Linked DNA regions of Homo sapiens: all the other regions are linked to region 1. Evidence: chromatin contacts called from ENCODE Hi-C or POLR2A ChIA-PET data. All regions are on one chromosome and are shown on one strand. The core of a region is the stretch at or near the end of the contact, and the rest is flanking DNA. Distances in the headings are between cores, read along the strand shown. Region 1 overlaps VAV2 (vav guanine nucleotide exchange factor 2). Region 2 holds the start of VAV2 (vav guanine nucleotide exchange factor 2). Region 3 overlaps VAV2 (vav guanine nucleotide exchange factor 2).

The links. A loop is a pair of places that touch in the nucleus more often than their neighbours do. ChIA-PET counts read pairs that join two places held with the same protein, here RNA polymerase II (POLR2A). Pooled maps may share reads with other maps.
Region 2: a map of dorsolateral prefrontal cortex shows a loop between it and region 1 (2.2-fold over the local background). The contact joins the promoter of VAV2 here to the enhancer-like site in region 1. A Hi-C loop is called at or near these places in 9 of 168 maps with a recorded cell type or tissue (Caco-2, GM12878, Right ventricle myocardium inferior and 5 more), 26 of 37 single-sample maps with no recorded cell type and 12 of 50 pooled maps. POLR2A ChIA-PET finds 5 or more read pairs at or near these places in 4 of 52 experiments (GM12878, HEK293, HepG2 and 1 more).
Region 3: a map of heart right ventricle shows a loop between it and region 1 (1.8-fold over the local background). The contact joins two enhancer-like sites. A Hi-C loop is called at or near these places in 3 of 168 maps with a recorded cell type or tissue (endothelial cell of hepatic sinusoid, heart right ventricle and psoas muscle) and 1 of 37 single-sample maps with no recorded cell type. POLR2A ChIA-PET finds 5 or more read pairs at or near these places in 3 of 52 experiments (GM10248, H1 and OCI-LY7).

The regions. Positions count from the first base shown.
Region 1 is chr9:133,918,132-133,920,968 of GRCh38, forward strand. The region is part of intron 2 of VAV2 (vav guanine nucleotide exchange factor 2); the gene reads right to left. Among named protein-coding and RNA genes, the nearest start is that of VAV2, 73 kb to the right of the region's middle. RefSeq lists an enhancer at 1,328-2,107. Within about 2 kb of position 1,285, at least 6 of the 41 ENCODE cell types and tissues checked have a DNase peak (open chromatin) inside an H3K27ac peak, as active enhancers do; they include dorsolateral prefrontal cortex, where a contact is called at or near this core.
Region 2 is chr9:133,990,973-133,993,672 of GRCh38, forward strand. It overlaps VAV2 (vav guanine nucleotide exchange factor 2), which reads right to left and starts at 1,352. Exons shown (of 30, transcript NM_001134398.2): 1 at 1,103-1,352. The coding sequence starts at 1,306. RefSeq lists enhancers at 1-394, 395-1,122, 1,851-2,578, 2,475-2,664 and silencers at 505-944, 985-1,074, 1,345-1,494, 1,555-1,654, 1,755-2,064.
Region 3 is chr9:133,844,032-133,846,807 of GRCh38, forward strand. All of the region lies in intron 3 of VAV2 (vav guanine nucleotide exchange factor 2), which reads right to left. Among named protein-coding and RNA genes, the nearest start is that of SARDH, 110 kb to the left of the region's middle. RefSeq lists a silencer at 16-310 and an enhancer at 1,407-1,486. Within about 2 kb of position 1,505, at least 17 of the 41 ENCODE cell types and tissues checked have a DNase peak (open chromatin) inside an H3K27ac peak, as active enhancers do.

The sequences.
Region 1 (2,837 bases), core at 35-2,534:
TTAGGACAGCTCTCCTTTTCCACTTGAAAGGCATCTCAGGGTGGTTTCCTCCAGTGACATTAATAGGGAAACCGTCGGAAATGCTAAAGAGGACTCGGTGCCTCCAGCTCGGCTAGAAACTATTTTTAAACAAAGGAGCGCACTCTCTGCGGCGGCAGAAAAGCGAACCAGAGAGCAGGAAGGCGGCGCTGGCTCCGAGCCTTGTGTCTGCATTTCCCGCACTTTCATCTGCTGGTCCGGACCCAGGCCCAGCTGCTAGCCCGGGCTACCACCACCACCAGGAAACACTCAGAAACCCAGGCCAGGGGCCCTGGAAAGGCGGCAGACTCCTTCTCGGTGGCACCCATTGTAAGAGTCAGCCTGGAATCTCTGAGCCCCAACTAGTGCCAGGACAGTGCCAAGTCCTTCACGGCAGCTCATTCGTTCCTGCCTCACAACTCCACGTGGCTGATACTGTTATGTCCATTTCGTGGGTAAGAAAGCTGAGGCCCACAGAGTCATGTAGCATGCCCGAGGTCGCGCCTTTAATAAACACACAGGCAGACCTCAAATCCAGGCCCATCTGAGTCCAAAAGTCCCATTCTCAACCCCTGGGCTCCTAAGCCTCCCAAGAAGCAGCCGCCATGTGTGTGTGTGTGTTTGTTTGTTTGTTTGTTTGTTTTGAGACAGAGTCTTGTTCTGTCGCCCAGGCTGAAGTGCAGTGGTGCGATCTCGGCTCACTGCAACCTCCGCCTCCTGGGTTCAAGCGATTCCCCTACCTCAGCCTCCCAAGTAGCTGGGATTACAGGCGTGCACCACCACACCAGGCTAATTTTGTATTTTTAGTAGAGACGGGGTTTCACCATGTTGTCCAGGCTGGTCTCGAACTCCTGACCTTGTGATCCTCCCACCTCGGCCTCCCAAAGTGCTGGGATTACAGGTGAGAGCTACCACCCCCGGCCGCCACCATGTTTTTAAAGACTTCCCCACATCCCATCCTCACACTTTCTTCACTGACCTAGCTCCGCCCTCTCCATCAGGCCTGGCTCTGCCCACAGCCTCTCCACGCACCCCCTCACTGCTGTGCCCTGGCACCTCTGACACTCCCCAACCACTGAAAGGTAAAATCACAACTGCCTGCTGTCCTGGAAGCTTCTCTGGGGCTGGCACCTGAGTTTCACAGCAATCCTGCTAAGCTGGCACTTGTGGGAAAATAGAGGCTCAGAAAGGCTGGAGACTCTTAGGGCCCCACCGGGCTTTGAAACCAGATCCTGGGAGCTGCAGACCATAATCTCTGCTTCACTGGGTGGGGCCTCCTCACTGGACAGCCCTGGGTGAGGGGTTCCAGGAGCCCAGGTGTCCCGGCTCCCAGCCCAGGGACTCACTGTCCCCCGGGGCCAGGTCGGCTGGCAATTTCTAGGCTGTTCTAAGCCACGGGTCAAGGGCTGCCCACTCAGCAAGGGAAGCCACCAGGACACCGGGTTTTTCCTGAACATTCCTCCCATCTTGGGAGAGAAAAGATGCTCAGCCACTTTTGCCACCAGCTCAAATATTTCAGTCTCAGATCAGAGAGGAATGTAAGCCGGAAACAGCGCAGAGAGTGGGGCCAGATGGACGTGGCCAGTCTCAGGGGAGCAACACAAACAGCGCATTCTTGGCATCCGTGAGGCAGAGACATGGAAGATGGAAGGTCCCCGCTGCCCCGACTGTCCCTGCCGCCCCGGCCACCCCTGCCTCACCCACCACCCAACCGCATGTCCTCCGCGGAGCCCAGAGTCAGTTCTGCTGGACATACAGCGGCGGACCCAAGGCTGCTTTCCACGTTGCCCAGTCCTGCTCTGCCAGGCCCCAGGCATCAGTCAGCACCTGTTCTCTGCGCTGAGCCACGTGCCAGGAGGCCAGACAGGCCTGGGCGTGGGCCCCAGTGTGGACCCCATCCTCCAGCTGCACGGGGAACTGACAGGTACTCCCTCTTACCGCACACCGAGAACCAGGCCTCACTCACTCCTGCACATGCAGCCAGCAGACAGCTCAGCAGGTAGAGGGATCTGCCATCAAAGGCAGAGCTGAGAGCCTCCTTCTAGTCAGCCCCAGAAAGGCCTAGATGGAGGCCAAGGGCCAGGAGAGAGAGTCCGGGCTCTGCCTCCAGTCCACAAAGGGCCACGAAGCAGCCCTGGCCCTCACCAGGCCTCAGTGTCCCCACTGCACAGCAGTGCAAGACAGCTGAGGGCGCTTTTCGCCAGCCATGTGAGCACCTGTGCCTCTCCCTGCAGGCTGGGGCAATCCAGGGTGGCTTCATAGAAGAGGCGGTGCTGGGCTGGCCCAGAACCACACCACTGGATCACTCACTGAAAGCCCATGGTCATTAGGCAGAGGTGTCCAGTGCCCCCTCCACCTGCCCAGCTGGCCTGGGAGGCCTGAGCACTGAGGTCCCTGAGGCCACATGGAAAAGCGTCGCTGATACCAGCAGGGGAGGTGCCCCCTCCCCAGGTGTCCCTCCCTCTGAGCGCCCCACAGACCCATCCAGGACCAGGTCCCGCCCACCCCTAGGCCCCGTCACACAGAGGAGGCTTGGCTCAGCTGCTCGGCTCAAGGCGGGGGATGCTGTCTGTCACTGTCTCCCCACAGCAGGCCAGTGCTGGGCAACATACTGGCCGCCTGCTGCTGCGGCTGCCTGACGACACGGGGCCGCACCTCCACTAGTGAAAGGGGCCCCAACTGAGGTCCCTGAAGGTCATGTCCCAGGAGTCTCCAAGCACCCTGAACATCCCCAAAAGTCTAACTCATACCCCTCGGCCCACCCGCTTCCTGGCTGGCCCTGAGTGCCCTCCGTGGGGGGCCCTGCTATCGTGCGGGAT
Region 2 (2,700 bases), core at 102-2,601, 73 kb after region 1:
AAACGCAGTCACCGCCAAAGGGCAGAGGCCTCGCTGCCCAGCCTGGAATCGCTGGTGACTCACTCTCCCTCCTTCCCAGGAACCACGTCCTAAGTCCCACTGGTGAATGGTCCCTCTCCACATGGAGTTGCCACTGCGCGCGGTGAGGGGCTGCTGAGCTGGCTGGAAGACCGCACCTCCTCGGCGCTGGGTGGACCCGGCTGCCACCCGCTCTGCCTCCCCCGACCTCTTCTAAGCTGCTCCCGGTAAGGATTCCGCGACCCCCGGAGAACAGGACGGAAGCCTCGATTCTCTCAAGTCTTAGCCAAGTTCCCTCTTAAGAGGCCAAGAAAAGCAGCTTCGTTCGGCTGGGCAGGCATTTTCCTGCCTGGCCCTGCGGCCGCACGCGTGCCTCCGCCGCGACAAAGGCCACACTCAGCGCCCGAAGGAGGGGTGGGGGTGTTGGGAAAGCGATGGGGGCCAGGACTGGGGCCAAGTGGCCCTGGGGATCCTCGAGGCGGCTCGACCCGGGAGCCAGGACTGGCGCCAAGTGGCCCGGGTCCGGGTCCGGGAAGAGGCGGAGGCCGGCGAGGGGGCGGTGCCCGGGGCCAACCCAGCTCCCTCCGGCCCCGAGGGCTCCCGCCCCGCGCCCCTCCCGGGCCCTCCAGCCGCGCCCCGGGCCGGCGCAGCGACCGCGCCCGCTCTTCCACCGGCGTCCGGCCAGGAGGCGCGAGGCCCAAGGATGCGACCCACGACGCGCACACCCGGCTCGGCAGGCTCCCTGGGAAATGAGGGGCCACTCGCAGGGCCCCGCAGAGCGAGCGCAGCGCCGGAGCCTCCCCCATCCCAGGCCGCGCAGACCGCGGAACCGGCGCACCAGAGCAGTGCCCGCGGGCGGCGGCGGCGCGACCCAGGCTGAGGGGACTTTGGCCAACTTCGCGCCTCCTGAGGTCGCGTCTCGGAGGCCCGGGGCGCACCCTCCAGCCGCCCGCCCGCGTCCCGGAGCCCGGCCGCCCCAGCCAGGGCGCCTGGGCCGCCGCCGCTGCGACCTCCGCGTTCAGTCCGCGCGTCGGGCAGCGCGAACGCCGCCTCCCCGGGGCCCTCCCGCCCGCCGGGCGCTCACCTGGGACATCTGCGGCCGGAAGTTGATGTCCTTGAGGTCGATGGAGCCGGGGGAGAGGTTGTGCAGCAGCTGGCACAGAAGGACCCCGTCGCGCAGCGCCTGCGCCAGGTCGAAGACCACGGCCGAGGGCCACACCACCCGGTGGTTGGGCGGCAGGACCTTGCAATCGATGAGCCAGCGGCCGCACTGCCGCCACTGCTCCATGGCGCCCGCGGGCCCGACCGGCTCAGGGCAGTGCTCGAGCCAAAGTGCAGCGGCCGCGGGGCATCCCGCCCGCGCGCGCGCGGGGCTCAGGGCCGGGGCGGGGCTTCGCGCGGGCTGCCCCAGGTCCCCCGCTGCGCCGCCGTGCGTCCCCTCCTCTTCCTCCTCCTACTCCTCGGGCTCCTCTCGGGCCGCCGCTCCCGCCCACGTGCGGCCGCGGGGCGGGCAACGGGCAGCGCGCCGGATCTCCCCGCTTCACACACGCAAGTGCCTGCGGGCCCCGGGCCGGGCTCCACGCAGCCAGTCGCCGCAGCGCTCCCCAATCCGCGCCGCCGGGCGCCGCATTCTGCGCTCGGGGCGCCCCGCGGCCGCCGCGGCTCCTGCCCCGCCCGAGACAAAGGCCCGGCGGGGTCGCTCGCTCCGCGCGTCCCGGGCCTGGGCCGCCCGCGTCGCCGCCGCTTTGTTCGCCCCACCCGCAGTCCCCACGCCCGGCGCTGCGACTCGACGACTCGGCGGCTCGGCGGCTCCACGGCTCCGGGGCGCTGGGGGCGCAGGGGGCGCGGCCACGGCCGGGCGGGGCAGGGGCGGGGCCGGAGCACTCGCCTGGCACCTCCCCGTGTCCCAAGCGCCGCCCCCGCCCCCCCACTTCCTGCCCCGCTACCGCCCGCGAAAGTTGCGGTGGGCGGGGGTTGCGGCGCAGGCCCAGGTCCGGCCGACTTTCTCCAAGGGCGCTCGGACTTTGGGGAGCCCTTCTCCCTGGGGGAGCGACCTCGCCCGTGGAGTGATGGCCGGGCGTCCCCCCGGGTGCCTTTGGTCCTCCGTGGAGGTCAGGAGGTGGTCCCTGTCGCGCTGGGCGCCCTCGCATGGCCGTTCGGTAACGACAGACTCGGGAGAGGGCACCGGGCTGGGCCGAAGCTTACTGAGCCCCCTTGGCCCATCAAGCCGCCCCGGCGGGATACCCGAGGCTGAGGCTGAAGGCACACGGGCCCAGGACTCCCAGAGCCCTCTTCCTGTCCTCCGCCCTGGCCGGGGGCCCATAGGAAGACCCCCGACCCTGCATAAAGGCCAGGATTCCCCAGCTTTTGGCCAAAGTCCTGGCCACTCGCAGCTGCCCAGCGGGCAGTTCCTGGCGTCCAGGGCGGAATGCGTGACATGAGTGAGGGCAGGAAGGTGCTCTCCGGCCCAGGGTCGCAGCCGGCCCCGGTGCTGATCCGCCCTGATCTCCCTTCTAGGCCACACCCTGGGTGGTGGGGGCGCGGTCTGTCCAGCTGGCAACGTGTGACGGTAGGAGGGGCTTCAAGGACAAACAGATTCTGCAACTGAAATTATATGGATCCTGGCTCAGCTGCCGGGAACCGCGGGTTTTCACTGCTGATTCACTGGGGGACACCAGGCAA
Region 3 (2,776 bases), core at 255-2,754, 74 kb before region 1:
GACCCCCAATCCAGCGAGGCTGTTTCTGCCCCTGTTTCCAGAACCTCGGCAAGGCAGAGGAAGACACGGATCTCACAGGCGGAAAGAAATGCTCGGTCCCCTGCCCCCTCTACTTTGTCTGGGAGAGGAAGGGGCCTGGCGTGGCTGCTGATTACAGAGGAATGTGACTTCTCAGCAGCTGTAAGGCATAATATATATTTTTATTTTCCAACACGCTTCTCGTAAGGGAACCTCGGCTGGCACCGGTTTGGAAGGAAATGGCCAGTGGTCCACAGGGTGTCCTTCCCCGGTGAGCATGCAGAGCCCCCGAAGCTACTCTGCCTTTCACTCCATGCCAGCCCTCTTCCCAGGGAACACCTGCCCAGGCTTGGCAGGAAACCCCCTGGACAAACACTTAGGATTTGTCCATCAGAGAACGGGGCTGAGGGAGGAGGCTCTAGGACAGGGGCGTTGCGGCCCACAGGCCAGCAGGGGCTTTCCAGGGCTGAGGCCTGCACCCCCAGTCCCTGGCACGGCTGCTCCACCCAGCTGCCAGGTCAGGCCTCTGTGCATCTCACTTCTGCAAACCCAAAGCTACACACACTCCCTGCAGACACAGGACAGGGATCAGGATGCTTCCAAACTGGGCACTGATGGGCCAGAGCCCCCAGCTGTCCTCTGGCCTTGGCCTGGGGACCCTCGGCCGAGCTCAGTCATGCTGGGCAGAGAAAGGTGGACAGAGTGACTAATGAGGACTATGGCACAGGAACGCAGACACGACAGGTCTGATTCACGAGGAGGAAACTGAGGCAAGGCTTGGGTCTGCCCAAGCTTCCAGACTCCAGGCCTGCAGGTCAGCACTCTCTGTGCCCGACGGTGCCCATGAGGGCCCCAGACAGCTCCCGGGTTCCTCAGCAGCCCCAACCAGGACAGCTCTGAGATCCTCCTGTGAACATGGAACGCTCTGTCAGCTACTGGAAACACCGTTCCTTTTTTTTACCTCTCCCTGAACACAGCAGTTTCCTTCCCTGGGCCAGTGGAGGTCTGTTGCAGGAGGGCAGCACACAAACGGCTTCCTGAGCTTCCCCCGCTCTCGCGTCTGGCACAGTCGCCGGATCACACAAGCCAGGCTGGGCAGTTTTGGGTGGGCGGACATGGGCCACAGCGGCTTGTCTGCACGTGTGTCCCACCCTGGCCAGAGGCAGAAGCGTGGACGCGCTGGGCCAGGCCGGGGACTGAATCCACGGGCTGGATGGCAGGGGCTCTGGTCTGAGACCCAGGAGGAACAGCCCGCATGGCACGCCCAAGGCAACAAGTTTAAAATGCAGACCTTCCTCCAGCAAACACTCGGAAGCTGGGAGCTGCAGGCAGGATCCCTACTCGGAGAGCTGGGGTGGGAGGGCCAGAATGGGGGGCCGCACTGGGGGTTCTCTGCAACCACCAATCTGCTGTGTCACCTCAGGCGAGATCTCTCTCCTCTCTAGGCTGCCAAGGGGGACTGGGTGACGCAGCAGCTGAAGGCCCTCTTCCCCCTCCCTGCACTTCCTGCCGACTTGTCTGCTGGGAAATGAAGGGTCAGCTGGGTGGCCGAGGCCTTGGCAGTCTCCCTAGTGTGACGGGGCCTCACGTTGGAGGATCGGCTGTGACAGGGACAGCAACCCCAGGGCCTGTCTAGGAGCAGCCACTACCCTTCCATCCCCTGCCCATGGCAGGCATCACTAGTCAATCACAGTATTCTCTCTGAGTCCACTGGGATGGACACACTCCAGGTGGCTGATGGATTTATCAGCCCTGGTGAGACAGGGATGCCAGTCCCAGCAGAGAGCAGGTTTCCAGGAGAGCCCTGGTCAACCCTCCATTGTGGCATCAATTGACCGAGGTGGGGCCAGTCTCAGGAGTCCCAGGACAGCCTGGTCAAGCTGCTCCACAGACACCAGCCTCTGTCCATTGGTGGAGTCTTGGAGCAGGGTTGGGGGCACACCCACCCAGCTGAAAGGGCACAGTGGGGCCCCAATCTTTCCTCTACATTCACAGAGCAGGGGAAAGGGAAGGCCTCACAGGACGGAAGCTGTGCTGAAGCTCCCGATAGCCCCACAAGATGGGGTTCCGTCTCCATCCCAAAGAAGACACTGAGGCCCAGAGAGGTGAAGAAAGCTGCCCAAGGAGGCCAGCCAGAAAGTGGCAGAGGTGGGCTGGGAGCCAGGACCTCACACCACCTGGCCATGCCTCGGAGAGCAGCCCTGGGTCATCGCAAGGGACTGACCACACCAAAGGGCCTGGGTGTCACCCCTGGCACCTCCTGTCGGCACCTCCTGTTGGCTACCAGCCCCGCTCACCCTCTTCCTGCTATCCCGACCCACAACCCTCCGCCACTCCCACCTGGGCGTCCACAGCAGCCCCTCGGTGGCCCTGGCCTCCACTCTGGAGCCCCTTGAGGCCAGGCAGGGCCAGAGGAAGGGTCTGGACAAAATCTCAGAGGCCACTGCCCTGCTGGAACCCCCAGGGCTCCCCTCACACGTTGCTCCCTCCCCTGTCCAGCCCTGTCCCTGGCTGCCCTGGCCCCGGCCGCTCTCTATCCAGGGCCGCCAAGCAGTTCCCCAGGGCTTCTGCCTGGGCCTCCCTGTCCCAGACCTCCCCATGGCCATCAGGGCCCAGCCAGGGCATGGCCTCCTCAGTGAGGCGCACAGACCACTGCATCTGAGGGTTCCCACCTCACCCCATCCCTCTGCTGCCACCCTGAGACCGTGTCCCGGGAACTCTGGGCCTTGGAGGGGCTGCACACAGTAGGTGAACATGA